2 separate regions of the Homo sapiens genome follow, and region 1 is linked to region 2. Evidence: chromatin contacts called from ENCODE Hi-C or POLR2A ChIA-PET data. All regions are on one chromosome and are shown on one strand. The core of a region is the stretch at or near the end of the contact, and the rest is flanking DNA. Distances in the headings are between cores, read along the strand shown. Region 1 has its middle 93 kb from the start of LINC00604. Region 2 has its middle 100 kb from the start of PTGER4.

Region 1 (6,839 bases), core at 2,547-5,046, 240 kb before region 2:
CCCTTGGAAGAACAGGGCCAGGAAAGGGGTTTCAGTTGCCTCCTGTTTTTCCCAAGGCGTCCAGGCTGTTAGAGCTTGAATATCCACTTTTAATTAAGCTGACTTTTAACCATAGCACTCTTCAATAAAGTCCTTTTAAAATTTCTTACCACCCGATTTTAGCCAGGCCAGTGAATTTTCAAAAGAAAATGTCAAAGGTAACCTCCCAGGTGATCAGAGAAAAGACAATTTAAGATAGTTTATAGTGGAGAAGAGACAAGACAAGGTTATGCAGATATTAAACCAAAAAAGGACTTACTTCCTAAGCAGGAAATCAAACCCAGACCACCAGTGTGAAAGGCCAAAATCTTAGATACTGAGCTACAGCACAGGGCAGTCTCGACTGTCCTTCCCAGGAGTCTATAGAGTAGTTCCTTTTGAAATTGCAAAGGCTTTTAACTACTCGAGATAATTTTTAGAGCTAACTATGACATAAACCCCAAAATTCCTGTTCCCTGGAAGGTGGAATCCAAGAGAAAATACTGTCATGTGGTCATAAGGTCAAGTTCCCAAGGACCTAAAACAAGACAGAGACCCTATCTAGTTTTTTTGTTTGTTTCAGGGACTTGCAGGAAAGTTTGTTATTGACCAGCTTGCTGGGCCGTCTGGAGCAGCAAGCTTATGAGGGCCTAAGCCTATGTTTTATCCTAAGGTACCCCTCAACCCAGAAAAACAAATTCATAGTACAAATACATCAGTTTAAGACTAGCCTCAGAATTCTTTTCAACATTAATCAAAACCTTACAGAAGAGATAAACAGTGATTTTTACCATTCATTCAACTGTACAGAGAGAGAGAAACCAAAAATCTGACTGGTAAGAAATTCTTACCCTTTTGCCAGCATGCCAGGCTTCTGGGTTCCCTTTCCCTGAGCGGCCCTAGTGACTCAGCTTGCTGTATCATTGCAATGGGGCCAAGCTGCATGATAAAGGAAAATTATATTTTTTTGTTCTGGCCAGAGTAAAATATGTGTGATAAAACATAGACATTAGCCACTCTGCTTAGCACTTAATATCAAACTGGCAAGGCTTAAGTTTGCCCCTGGTTGGGCCCCATCATCATTAATCCAACCTCTGACCATGAGTTTCAACATGTGGTCTCTGGGCAAGATGGTTGCCCTGAGCAATAGGCAAGATAAGAAAGGGAAAGGAGAGAGAGAAAAGCATTGCCTGTGGCAGGGTGGGGAAGGCAAAAAGGCCAGAGAAGATCACCCCCCATTCCAGCGACACTGAAAAGTTCAGGTGGCTGCTTTTTTATAGCAAAGGGATCTTTTCCAGCAGTGTCATCATCTCTCATGTTTCCCCTTTTAGGGAGGAAAAAGCTCCCTATGTCCCACAATCCTGTACATTCCTAATCCTGTCACCTGCAGCCGTCAGGAAAGAGCGCAAGGCAGATTATTCCAAGGAGAATAGCAGTTGACATGCTGTAGTGCCAAACCCATTCTTAGCCAAAAGGAACTTTACTGAGAGCCCTCATTTTCAAATGTACTTCAATGCATTGTTGTTCATTCTGATGTTCCACTGTGAGTTATCTTTAGTAATATTTTGGTGTTTCTGTAAGACTTCGCTGCCTCCCAGACCTAATGTATAAGCCAGAAGGAACTCAGTTTTCCAGAAATTAAGGATCCCATTTTTACCTAAAATATTGACTTTACTCTCAGGTTCTCTTGATTAACTTAGCCAATGATTGTTTTTTTCCTACCTAAGCGCACAAGAAAAATGAAAAAAAGGGGTAGAACAGAAAAATTCCTGTGAATTTTCAAAAGACAAATTTTATAAACCCTGCAAAATACTGCTTACTACCAGTTCCTTTCTGACCTAGTCAGATATAAGAGGCCTCTAACTGGATTCAAACCAGTTAATTCCCAGATCAAATCCATTCTTGGACCCAGTCCAGTTTCTGTCACAACTCTAAACCCAGTTTGGATCAGAAATCTGCTCAAAGAAACTCGGAGAGCTCAAAACGCAAATCCGTGGAGCTCCAAAATCTGAGAGGGAGCTTAACCGTGATCCCCAGCTGCTCTGAGAGATCAATGGACACAAGTGAGTCCTGCAGGTATCTTGAGTGTTCACTCAGCACTTCTGGGGGTCACTGGAAGCTCCACTTCGGATCCTACTCCTGACACCATCTGAGAAAAGAAAAACTTCAGCCAAATTAATTTAAAGGAGTTTAATTAAGCAATGAAAGATTTGCAAATCGGGCAGCCCCCAGAATCACAGCAGATTCACAGAGACTCCAGGGGTGCCTCGTGGTCCTTGTGGTCAGAACAAATTTATAGACAAAAAAGTTAAAGTGACAAACAGGAATCGGAAATTAGGTACAGAAACAGTGAGATTGGTTACAGCTTGGTGTTTGCCTTATTTGAATGCAGTTTGAACATTCAGCAGTCTATGAGTGGTATAGCCACTGGGATTGGCCAACACTCAGCCATTGTTACAGGTGCCTACTATTAAGTTAGGTTTTCAATTGTGTCTGACTATTAAGATAGGTTACAGTTCATCCACAAGGACTCAAATATAGAAGTATGGAGTCTTTCTCAGGCCATATTTATCTTGCTTTAACTCTATCTTCTATTTTATAACCATTGGTTCCTCAATAACATCTAGAATGCCACAAATCACCACAAAAGTAAAAACTGGGTGATGGATTAAATGAGAGGGAGGGAGGGAGGGAGGGATGGATGGATGGATGGATGGATGGGAAGAGAGAGAGAAACATATGTCCTTGACTCTTTATTTTGGTGATTTACACCAAGAAAAGAAAGCTAACAAACTGTTTAATCAGAACTATATCAACTTTTAGGTTTAAAAAATTATTTTGTGAAAAATCCATTAGAATGTTTCAGAGATATGATGATTGGTATGCAGATAAATTTCATTTTTAAATATTTGGTTAGAAAAAGTTAGAATTTTTCAAAATATAAAATTATGAATTACATAAACACTCAATCATATTTTGTCCCTTTTGATAGATTATGTGAGTAAAAGAAACGCAAAAAGACAAAAGAATATAGATGGATTCAATGACATATAAAATCTTTATAATCTAAGCCAAATAAAATTATATAGCACTGGCAACTTTGTCATGACTAAATTTATGAGTGTAACACTAAATAATGAACTGTTTTGTGTGTGACTTATAAAGTAGACTCATTGTTGAATGGGAGAAATATATTATCCAATGCATTTTGAGCAAGATGAAATGTAAGGTACCATTTTTATAGAAATATTTTAGAGGAAGCTGTTCAACATTGGAGGATAATAGCCGTTACTTATAAAATACAGCATTTCCCCTCTGATTCATAGGAAAGTAACAAGATCTTTATCAGAATGTTCTCATTTCCACATAATTCAAATACCATGTATATCAAAAAATAACAAGTAAAGACAAAATTTATTAAATTTTAGAATATGAATGGCATTGATCATAGTGAATACATTTGACAAAATCAAATAACCAATGGAGCATATTCATTTTGGTGAGTATTCTTAGTAAAGTCTTTAGGTCTCAGTTTCTTTTGAAAAATAAACTGGTTGTGAATATTACATGAGATAAAATAAACGGAAAGGCACATTGTAAAAGAGTGATAAAGCAATACATAAATATAAATTCTAAATGTTATAACATTGTGCATAGTCATTGTGCATGTTAAATGTTCAAAAAATAACTGAGTTAATGATTGAGGCATTGCAGGAAGTCTGGGGTGAGGCACTTGGCAGGAACTGCCACACAGGACTATTTTCTTCACTATGACAATGCTCTAGCTGAGAGTGAATGTTTTTAATATAAATGGTTTTACTCAGCTTAACAACCTACTGGATTCACTATTACAGTCATGAGTCATTTAAGCACAGGGACATATTCTGAGAAATGTGTTGTTAGGCTATTTTGTCATGTGAACATCGCAGAGTGTACCTACATAAACCTAGATTGTGTAGCCTACTATGCTCCTAGGGTATTGCTCATAGGCTGCAAATCTGTACAGCATGCGATTGAACTGAATTTTGTAGGTAGTTGTAACAAAATGGTATTTGTGTGTATCTACACATAGCTCAATACAGAAAAAGTACAGTAAATATAGGTTATAAAATATTAAAAATGATATACCTGAATAGAGCACTTACCATGAATGGAGGTTACAGAACTAGTATTGGCTTGGGTGAATTTGTGAGTGAGTAATGAATGAAGGCTTAGGACAATACTGTACACTACAGTAGTGTCAGTAATGTTTAAACTGTGCACACTTAGGCTATGCTAAATTTATTCTTTTTAGTTTTCTTCAGTAGTAAATTAACCTTAGCTTACTGTAATTTTTTCTTCATAGACTTCGTAATTTTTTAACTTTTTAACTCTCTCATAACTACACTTAGCTTAAAACACGAACACTTTTTTCCTTTATATACTTATTCTATAAGGTTTTTCTATTATTAGGCATTTTTTTTTACTTTTTAAACTTTTTTGCTAAAAACTAAGACACAAACACACACATTAGTCTGGGCTTACAGGGGATCAGGATCATTAATATCACTGTCTTCCACTTCCAAATCTTGTCCAACTGGAAGGTCTTCACAGGTAGTAACATGCATGGAGCTGTCATCTCCTATGATAACAATGCCTTCTTCTGGAATACCTCCCGAAGGAGCTGCCTGAGGCTGTTTTACAGTTAGCTTTTTTGATTTTAATAAGTAGAAGAAATGCACTCTAAAATTACAATAAAAAGTATAATATAATAAAACATAAACCAGTAACATAGTTGTTTATTATCATTACCAAGTATTATGTACTATGCATAACTGTATGTGCTACACTTATATATTCCTGGCAGCACAGTAGGTTTGTTTACACCAGCATCACTATAAACATGTGAGTAGTGCCTTGCCCTACTACATTTGGATGGCTACAGTGTCACTAGGTGATAGCAATTATTCAGCTCTGTTATAATCTTATTCAACCACTTTAGTGTAAGCAGTTCATTGTTGACCAAAATGCTGTAATGCAATACATGACTGTATTTAATACTGTTTCCACTATTCAAGCACAACAGATCATTCATCATCACAATATTATTATAATCAATACTATTCAAAGGAGAAAACACAAGCTCTGGAAACAATTTCAAGATAGGAGTTTAACTCACTAATGCAAAAAAGACACATCATCAAAAAAGCAGTATTCAAAATGTGAGGTTGATGACACTTATGATATCATTATTCATAGGATGAAGAATTCTGGCATTTCCATTCATCTTTCTACCACCTATATGTCTAAGGCAGACATTGCAGAGCAACTACCTCAACAACCTTACAGCCCTTTTCCTTATGCCTTTCTATAATGCAGAAACAGGAAACTAAAACAAAATGACATTTCTCAGACTGCTTGCAGCTGAATTTTAAAATATGATTTAGATCCAGATGGGATTAAGACTTGGGCAACAGAATGAGAAAGAGGGCACCTTTCTGCTGCTTCAGATAATTCTGCTGGCAAACCCAATGGTGGTGGTAGTTGGATTTCCAAAGCAGCAGTACTAGAACTTGTAGACACAAACAGGGCAGGATTTGAATAGGTTTGGACATGTAATTTATTACACCTTATGTTTGCAAAAATCTTAAATATTAAAAAAGAATGAAATGAAAATTTTAGAACTAAAAAAAATACAACAATCAAAATAGCAACTCACTGGATGGACTCAATAGAGGATGGTCATCACAGAGGAAAGAATCAGTAAACTTGAAATTATCTGAACAACAAAATTTTATTCTAGAAAAATACAATAAACAGAATCTTAGAGACTTGTGGCAAAATATTAAAAGACCTACTATTCACATCATCCGAATCCCAAAAGGAAAGAAAGTTTGATGCAGAAAAATATTTAAAGTGATAATGCACTTTAAAAACTTCCAAAATTGAGTTGGGTGTGGTAGTGAATGACTATAGTCCCAGCTATTCAGGAGGCTGAGGCAGGAAGATTGTCTGAACCCAGAGGTAAAAATTCAGCTGGGGCAAAATAATAAGACCCCATCTCTAAAAAAAAAAAAAAAGAACAACAGGGAGGCTTCCAAGATGGCCAAATAGGACCAGCTCTGGTCTGCTACTCCCAGAGAGATCGACACAGATGGGTGATTTCTGCATTTCCAACTGAGGTACATGGTTCATCTCACTGCGGCTAGTTGGACAGTGGGTGCAGACAATGGAGGGCAAACTGAAGCAGGGCAGTGTGTCTCCTCATAGAGGAAGCACAAGGAGTTGGGGGATTTCCCTTTCCTAGCCAAGGGAAGACATGACAGACTGCACCTGGAGGAATGATACACTCCTGCCCAAATACTGCACTTTTCCCACAGTCTTAGCAACCAACAGACCAGGAGATCCCCTCCTGTGCCTGGATCGGCAGGTCACACGCTCACAAAGCCTTTCTCACCGCTAGCACAGCAGTCTGAGATTGACCTGCAATGCTGCAGATTGGCAAGGGAAGGGGTGTCCACCATTGCTGAGGCTTGAGTTGGCGGTTTTATGCTCACAAAGTGGCCAGGAAGCTCAAACTGGGCAGAGTCCACTGCAGCTCAGCAAGGCCTACTGCCTATCTAGATTCGACCTCTGTGGCAGAGCATAGCTAAACAAAAGAAAGACAGTCTCTGCAGGCTTAAACTTCCCTCTCTGACAGCTCTGAAGAGAGCAGTGGTTCTCCCAGCATGGTGTTCGAGCTCTGAGAACGGACAGACTGCCTCCTCAAGTGGGTCCCTGACCCCCGTGTAGCCTGACTGGGAGACAACTCCCAGTAGGGGCCAACAGACACCTCATACAGG
Region 2 (7,056 bases), core at 3,619-6,118:
CTTTACTGTAAAGTTAAAGCTTCGGGTTATTACAAACCCAAAGGAGTTTGTTAAGACCTGGCAACAAAATCAATAAAGGTGAAAGCAATTTACATCACCCTGGATGATCGCAATTTTTTTAATAGTCCCAAAGTCACCATATTTGCCATTAGTCTATATCTGTAACATGGACATCTGAGGACAATGTGACTCATATGGCTGAGGATCTCCAAAATACAATAAAATCTAAACTCACTCCTAAGAAGAGTAGGAGGAGCATGAAAAGTACTGTGTGTCTCGTTAGTATGGCAAATGAAAGTATACAATTTTTGTGACTACTTAGCTCACCATGTCATCGACCCCAGACACACACTGCCCCTGAGTGTCTTCCTCTGTAAAATAACGACACCTCGGCATGGCTAATAAATAAAAGTTTGGAGCCATCCTGGTTGAAGAGGGCAGGATAGAAACAGTATTCTGGTATTCAGTCTCCCCTTTGGTTTCCTCCATTTCTTCCTTGTACCCAAAATGGCCACCTTGGCAGAACCCAAAGGTTCTACAGCACACAGAGTGACCACCAACAAGCCATGCAGTTTCTAAGGCCCCTCCCTCCTATAACAGCCTTCACTTCTATATGCCTGGGAGGTGTTTATAAAAATTGACACTGCTTACCTAGCTTCATATACCGGCACAGCACACAGCAGGTGCTTCATAATGTTGAGTAAATTGAATTTCAACTAGTACCTGTTTGCTCAATGTTCTAATAAAACTTTCAGAAGAGCAAATATTCTAGGTCCTAGATTACTGATTTTTCAGCAAATAGGAATAGAACAAAATTACAAACCAATGTTTAAAATTAGGGTATCTCTAAATTTTATTGTATGATTTTTGCCTCCTGTTATTAATACCCACTTAGGTCTCACTTAGTTCCTATTTCTGAATTTCCCTCATAACTCATAGATTATGTTCTGCTTGTCGCTATGTGGCAGAATGTAAAGAGGACTTTCTTTATTGGGCTCACTCTGACCTGGGTTCTAATCCCAGCTCTCACGTGTACTATCTATGGGACTTTGAGCGAAACTTTAACCTTCATCGTTTCCTCATCTGAAAAGAATGAAACAGGGAAATAAGGAACAGGGAAAAGGCTGATTTGAGGATTATATGGAATAATGTGTCATGGATAGCAACTGATAAGTGTTCCATAAATGACAACTGTAATAATTATTTTTAGTTGATCCAAAAATGAAGAAGCGATCACATAGCATACCCAAGAAGACTATTCCTCCTTTTAAAAAGAAGTCTATTAAGGTATCATGAGGGAGAGATATTTAAGAGTTCAAGGAAAGATAGCTGCTTTAATATCAGAAAAGGGAGCTTAGAGATAGGAGTATCCTAGTTACCATGGCTGGTTAATGACGGATAGTTTGACTTGTGTATCCCCATATCCTGCCAAACCAAATAATCCCATGCTCTCCTGCTAGACCAAGTCTCTCCTATAATCCTTTTTTTCAGAATCATATTCTACCTGTTATGGAGAAATAAAATATTCACTTTAGAACATATTGTAGGAAATCACCTCAAAAATTATCCAGTCTGCCCATGGGACATTCTCTATCAAAACTTTACCACATAGCTTCTTTTTAGCTGTGGCAACTCTCAGCTACAGCTGAGAGGCTATGTAGTGGACATCTATTATTATTTTGTCTCCACAGTATACTTCTGCCTCTGGGCACAATACAAAATATCAGAACTTCCCCTTCCCTCAAGTTCAATGATATGATTACCAAGGAAGCCACCATGTCCTTCCATAAGTTTACCCCTGGTCACAGCTGAGCAATGTAGGATGTACACTAAACCAAACTCATCAATTTGAGGACCTCTGGACATGAAGCAGCATGAATTGAGGCCATTTCCCTTTGGCTGCTGTAACTGTTAAATGTAAGATTCATGAACTGTCAGCAGCCATTTCCCGCCTTTGAACTGGAGAAGCAGAGGCAGCAATCTGCAAATCAGCAAGAGCCAGCATCCTCAGGAGCATAGAGGAGAACAGAATCTGGAGAAAGAGGGCTGTGACAACATCTAAGGCTCTGTTCCTGAAGCAAGGCAATGTTCCTTGGGTTCTACCAGTGACTCAAAAATTCCTCTTTTTCCTTAAGGTGGGGAGATTACAAAGTATCGTGCAACTAAAAAGACCAATGAATACAAGGTTTTAACATATGGGTTAAGAGACCTAGACCATAAATCTCTCTAGGGACGAACTTATAATTGGAGATAGTCGTATTCCAGGGCAGACCTTCCTATGCCCAAGCCATGGTGCCTGCAGCTGCCTACTCTGCCCCTTTTTAAGTAAAGTGATCACATGTCATAGTTCAGCCCAGGAAGTCCCAGTGTATGCACTTGGTCCCAGCATACTGCACAGTTAGCTCCCTTTATTGTTGAAACTATCCTGATTTGAGCAATAAAGTATATGTCACCTTACTCACAAGGCTAGATCTGCCACTGTCAGCTTCCACTTCAACTTCTGCTGCTGTTTCACTCTTTGTCACCATATACAGTATTTGGCAGAGCACCTATAAATGAATCCCAATTTCAGGAAGCGTGGACCATATGAGAAAGCTAGAAAACCCATGAAATTATAAAATAATACTACCAGATAGGAAACAATAACAATAATAATAAACAAGGTAACATACGTAAAGCACATTGAACAGTTTGGGGAACACTGTAAGCTCTCAATAATTAATAGTTATTATTATCATTATATTGCATAATAGGATTATCTCATCCCTTCTGTGGCTATGGATGAGACTGTTCCTTAAAAGTTAAAAGGTATACAGTAAAATAAAAATTATAATTTATCACTTTAACATTTAATAAATAGAAAATATTCCCTTAAGCCAGCAATCTGAAACAATTATTAGGAATCCTTCCTGAAAAGTGATTTATCTAATAATTATGATAGAATTTTCCATCTTTTCAATTCTGATGCTTTTTTAAGGAAAGGCAAAAATGTATTATGGACAAAATGAAAAACAGAAATAAGTTTTACCTTAAATATTTAGGAAGTTTTTCCTTTTGATTTAATGATGATAAAGGGGTGGTAAACAAAAGTACACAGACTTAACCTTGCAAAATTTCTCTCTTAACCCAGTCAAAAGGAAGACTGTTTTTTAAAATTTTAAACAGCCAAAATTACCCAAAAGGAAGACAGGAAAGTACAGAAGACACAGGAGTATCATTACATCATGATGGATGATAAGGAATAAAATGCTGTTGGCTTGCAAAGTGATAAAAAAATAACTATTTTACCTATGATATTGAGTTATATTTCATCAGATTCCTTCCCTTTCTCCCAAGTACTCCCTTGTCACACCATTAAGATCCTGAGTCATTTCAAAACATGGCAGGAGGTGTGGGGTGATATTAATAATAAATAAAAACACCCAGGATCTCTACTCCAATTTTCTCCACAAGAACACCAAGTAATCTCTATTATTTCATGACATCTTTTGCAAGAGGATACAGATGGGCATTATTACTCCTATTATATGGTTAGAGAACCTATGCAAGAAAACTGGACAAATAATTCTATATCATATTAGCTGAACTAGAATTATAACCCTTGTCTTTCTTGTATCTCTTAGTGAAGAGAAAAGAAGAGACGATTGGGAAAATATCAATTTTATAACCAATTTAAATAACAGTTTAACTGTTATCTAATACTAATTTAAATAACAATTTAAACTGTTCGTGTATGTGTTATAAAAGATTACTGGGAATTCCTTTAATACACATAATAAAACATGGTACATCCCAATTTCCATTTTGTAAATGTAATTTATGCATACAGGTACAATTTATAAGCATATAATTTTATGCATATAATTTATGCATAAAATGGAATGATACTATACATATTGTTTTATAGCCTATTCTTTTGGGGCAACACCATATTGTAAACAACTGTCATACTTCTACATGAACATTTGCAATGGCTGCAATGTGATCCACTCATAGATGTATCCTAATCTATTTATTTTTGGAAAAGTTTTTTCAAAGCCAGCGTGAATACTCTTCTTTGAAAAACACAGAAAGAAACTCCTCACAAAAAATATAGATTGATTCCTTTAAAAAATAATTACTGAGTACCTTTAGTATAGCAGACATTCTGGGGAAATCTCCATGAAAAGACACTCAAGTACCAAAAATTTAGGGAGAAGGGTAAGCAAACAAGCCAGCAATTACAACAGTATGTGGTCAGTCACCCTCGTAAACTAAGGTAACATTTTTTCTAAAAGTTAATATGGGTAAATATGTCAGAAGTTCTAAGACTGTAAATATCTCTTGCGCAGACAAATCCCCTGCTTAAAATTTATTATTAGGATGTAATGGGACAAGGTACAAAGATGGTGGTACAAGACATTTATTGTAGTTTGTTAAATAAAGCAAGAGAGAGGGAGCAAAGTAAATATCCATGAAAAGGGAATGGTTTAAATAAATTAGAAGGCATCGAAAGTGAATAGACCAAGGCCTTGAAAATGGTGATGCAGATGAGGGAACAATATTTGGGATACATTATTAAGATTTTTTTTAAAACAGGCTACATCAACATGTGTGTATGTGCATGCATTGGACGGATAAAATCCAAAATACTAGTAGTGGTTTTCTCTGGGTTATAAGGTTATTGGAGCCTTTTTTTTTTAATGTTCATAGAATTTTCTGATTTATATATAATGAACACAGAACGTTTATTCAAAGTCAAAATTAACATTGAACATTTTTAATAGAATGTGTTACATGAGAGCATACATACAGGGTTCTCTAGGATCCCTTAACAGCCTGAAGCTAAGAGGGAGCGTGGGGATGGCTTCTCAAATTAGTGACACTTATTTAAACTGAATCATCAAGGAAACATAGCAGTTAGCCAGTGATATACAAGGAAATGAGCACACCAGGATGAAGAAACAGCCTACGCAAAGCCGTGGAGGCCTGCACAGCACAGCCCCATCCAAGCAGTGTGAGTAGTTCACATGCTACAGAGAGCAAACTAATATCAGAACTAAAAGTGTCTGTGAGATTTTTAGTATATTCCATTTTTACCTACGCTTGAGTCATTTCTGACAAATAACAAAGGCAAAAGCCAGATGGTCACATGCTAAGGAATGAATGGGAGGTGAGAAAGTGTTGAAAGTAAACACAGGGAGGGGAACATCACACACAGAGGCCTGTCAGGGGGTGGGGGGCAAGGAGAGGGAGAGCATTAGGACAAATACCTAATGCACGCAGGGCTTAAAATCTAGATGGCAGGTTAATGGGTGCAGCAAACCACCATGGCACATATATACCTATGTAACACACCTGCACATTCTTCACACGTATCCCAGAACTTAAAGTAAAATAAAAAATAAATAAAGTAAGCAGGAATTCAAGAAGTGCCGATAAATAGTGAAAAGGGAGAGGGGTAACTAGAGTTGTGAGAAGGTTTTACTTTGAAGTGGGGAGAACTGAAAGATGCTAATAGGGGAAAGAACCAATATAGGGGGAGAGGTTGATTTAAAAGAAGGAGGAGGAGGAAGAGGAGGAGGAGGAGAAGAAAGGAATGGACAGACGTGATGATAGCTTAATGTTTCTATTTTGGGGCAGAAGGGGAGATCCAGAGAGGAGTGAAAGTGTAAGCAATTAGGCCAGGCAACATTGCAGGAAGTCATCTCTTGCTTCAAAAAACTACAAAAAGCCAATTCATAGAAAGAATCGTAACTTCAGTTTCCTAAAAGATAGGACCAGCAAGTAGCTATGACCAGAACAACCTAGAAAGTACTTAGTATAGTCAGCAAAATGTGGTAGAAACAGAACAGCACATTACTATCTCACCCCTGCATAACAACAAAAAATATTCTGTGACTTTTTATAACAACTCCTAAGGAAAAACATTATTGAAAAAAGTATAGAAGACAGAAACTAAAATGCTCAAGCAAATGGGAAGCACGTTCCAGCAGCAAAGAAAAATCAGATTTGGAATTTTCATGAAGAAATAACAAAACCTATTAAAAGACATGATTTAAGTTAGTGGCTTCTAGTCTTTCTAAGAAAATCTTTTTTAACATCAAAAATATTTGAGAACACAGGTGGTGGTAACTAAGCATTTAGTAATTATTGATTGAGAAAATACAATAGGATAAGAAGCATTCATAAGTTAGATAATTCTTTTTAATTAATTTTCATTTTATTAATCTCAGCATCTACATATTTTTGTATGTGTGTATTTATGAATATAAGTCATTATATTTTATTCCACCAAAGAAAATGTTTGGATACGCATATGAAATTGCAATTCCTTTGAAACCACTACCAACCACCATCCCATATCTGCCCAAACTACATTTGAGAACCACTATTCTAATTTATAAAACCCTGAATAGGATGAATATAAATCTCATCACTTAATACCCAAAAACTATAATTAAAACATGAAGCTCAAAAAAGGCATATTTAGAATATAGTTGTCTTTGGAAAGATTTGCAAATGTTACACAACTGAAACAGCATAAGATAAAAAATAGACATTGTTTTCGAAATGTTTACATAAGCCACTTTATGATATTTCTATAATGAATTTTAAAGTAAAAAGTAAAATTGCTTTGTCAGAGGCCATAGCCTTTGTGGTGACATCAGGGAGTAAGACAGTATTGTGCCATGATACTTGTTGGTGCTGCTGACCCAAATATATGATAAGGATTGTTGTAAATTCTCACATTTGTATCCTGACCAGGCATAGTGCAGAGGCACACATACCCTCAACATAATCCAGAATAAAGAGAAAATGAATGAGTCAATAAAAGCAGAGACAGAAACTGAAAGATAAAAATAGCTTTAAGACTAAATAATTTCACCATCCTGAAAATAACTTAAAAGTATAGAAAGAAAACTTAAAGGATCCTTTGACTTGCTTACATATTCTGAATATTAGCCCCTTATGAGATAGATATGTGTTTTGCAAATATTTTCCCCCAATCCATGGGTTGTCTCTTCATTTTGTTAGTTGTTTCTTTGCTGTGCAGAAGCTTTTTAGTTTGATGTA

Evidence for each region. Hi-C counts contacts between places; a loop is a spot of excess contacts on that map. ChIA-PET counts read pairs that join two places held with the same protein, here RNA polymerase II (POLR2A). Pooled maps may share reads with other maps.
Region 1: a pooled map shows a loop between it and region 2 (10-fold over the local background). The contact joins two enhancer-like sites. A Hi-C loop is called at or near these places in 9 of 50 pooled maps. POLR2A ChIA-PET finds 5 or more read pairs at or near these places in 2 of 52 experiments (OCI-LY7 and activated T-cell).

Annotation. Positions count from the first base shown.
Region 1 is chr5:40,329,820-40,336,658 of GRCh38, forward strand. No RefSeq gene overlaps it. Among named protein-coding and RNA genes, the nearest start is that of LINC00604, 93 kb to the left of the region's middle. Within about 2 kb of position 3,797, at least 3 of the 41 ENCODE cell types and tissues checked have a DNase peak (open chromatin) inside an H3K27ac peak, as active enhancers do.
Region 2 is chr5:40,573,688-40,580,743 of GRCh38, forward strand. No RefSeq gene overlaps it. Among named protein-coding and RNA genes, the nearest start is that of PTGER4, 100 kb to the right of the region's middle. RefSeq lists an enhancer at 4,880-5,039. Within about 2 kb of position 4,869, at least 4 of the 41 ENCODE cell types and tissues checked have a DNase peak (open chromatin) inside an H3K27ac peak, as active enhancers do.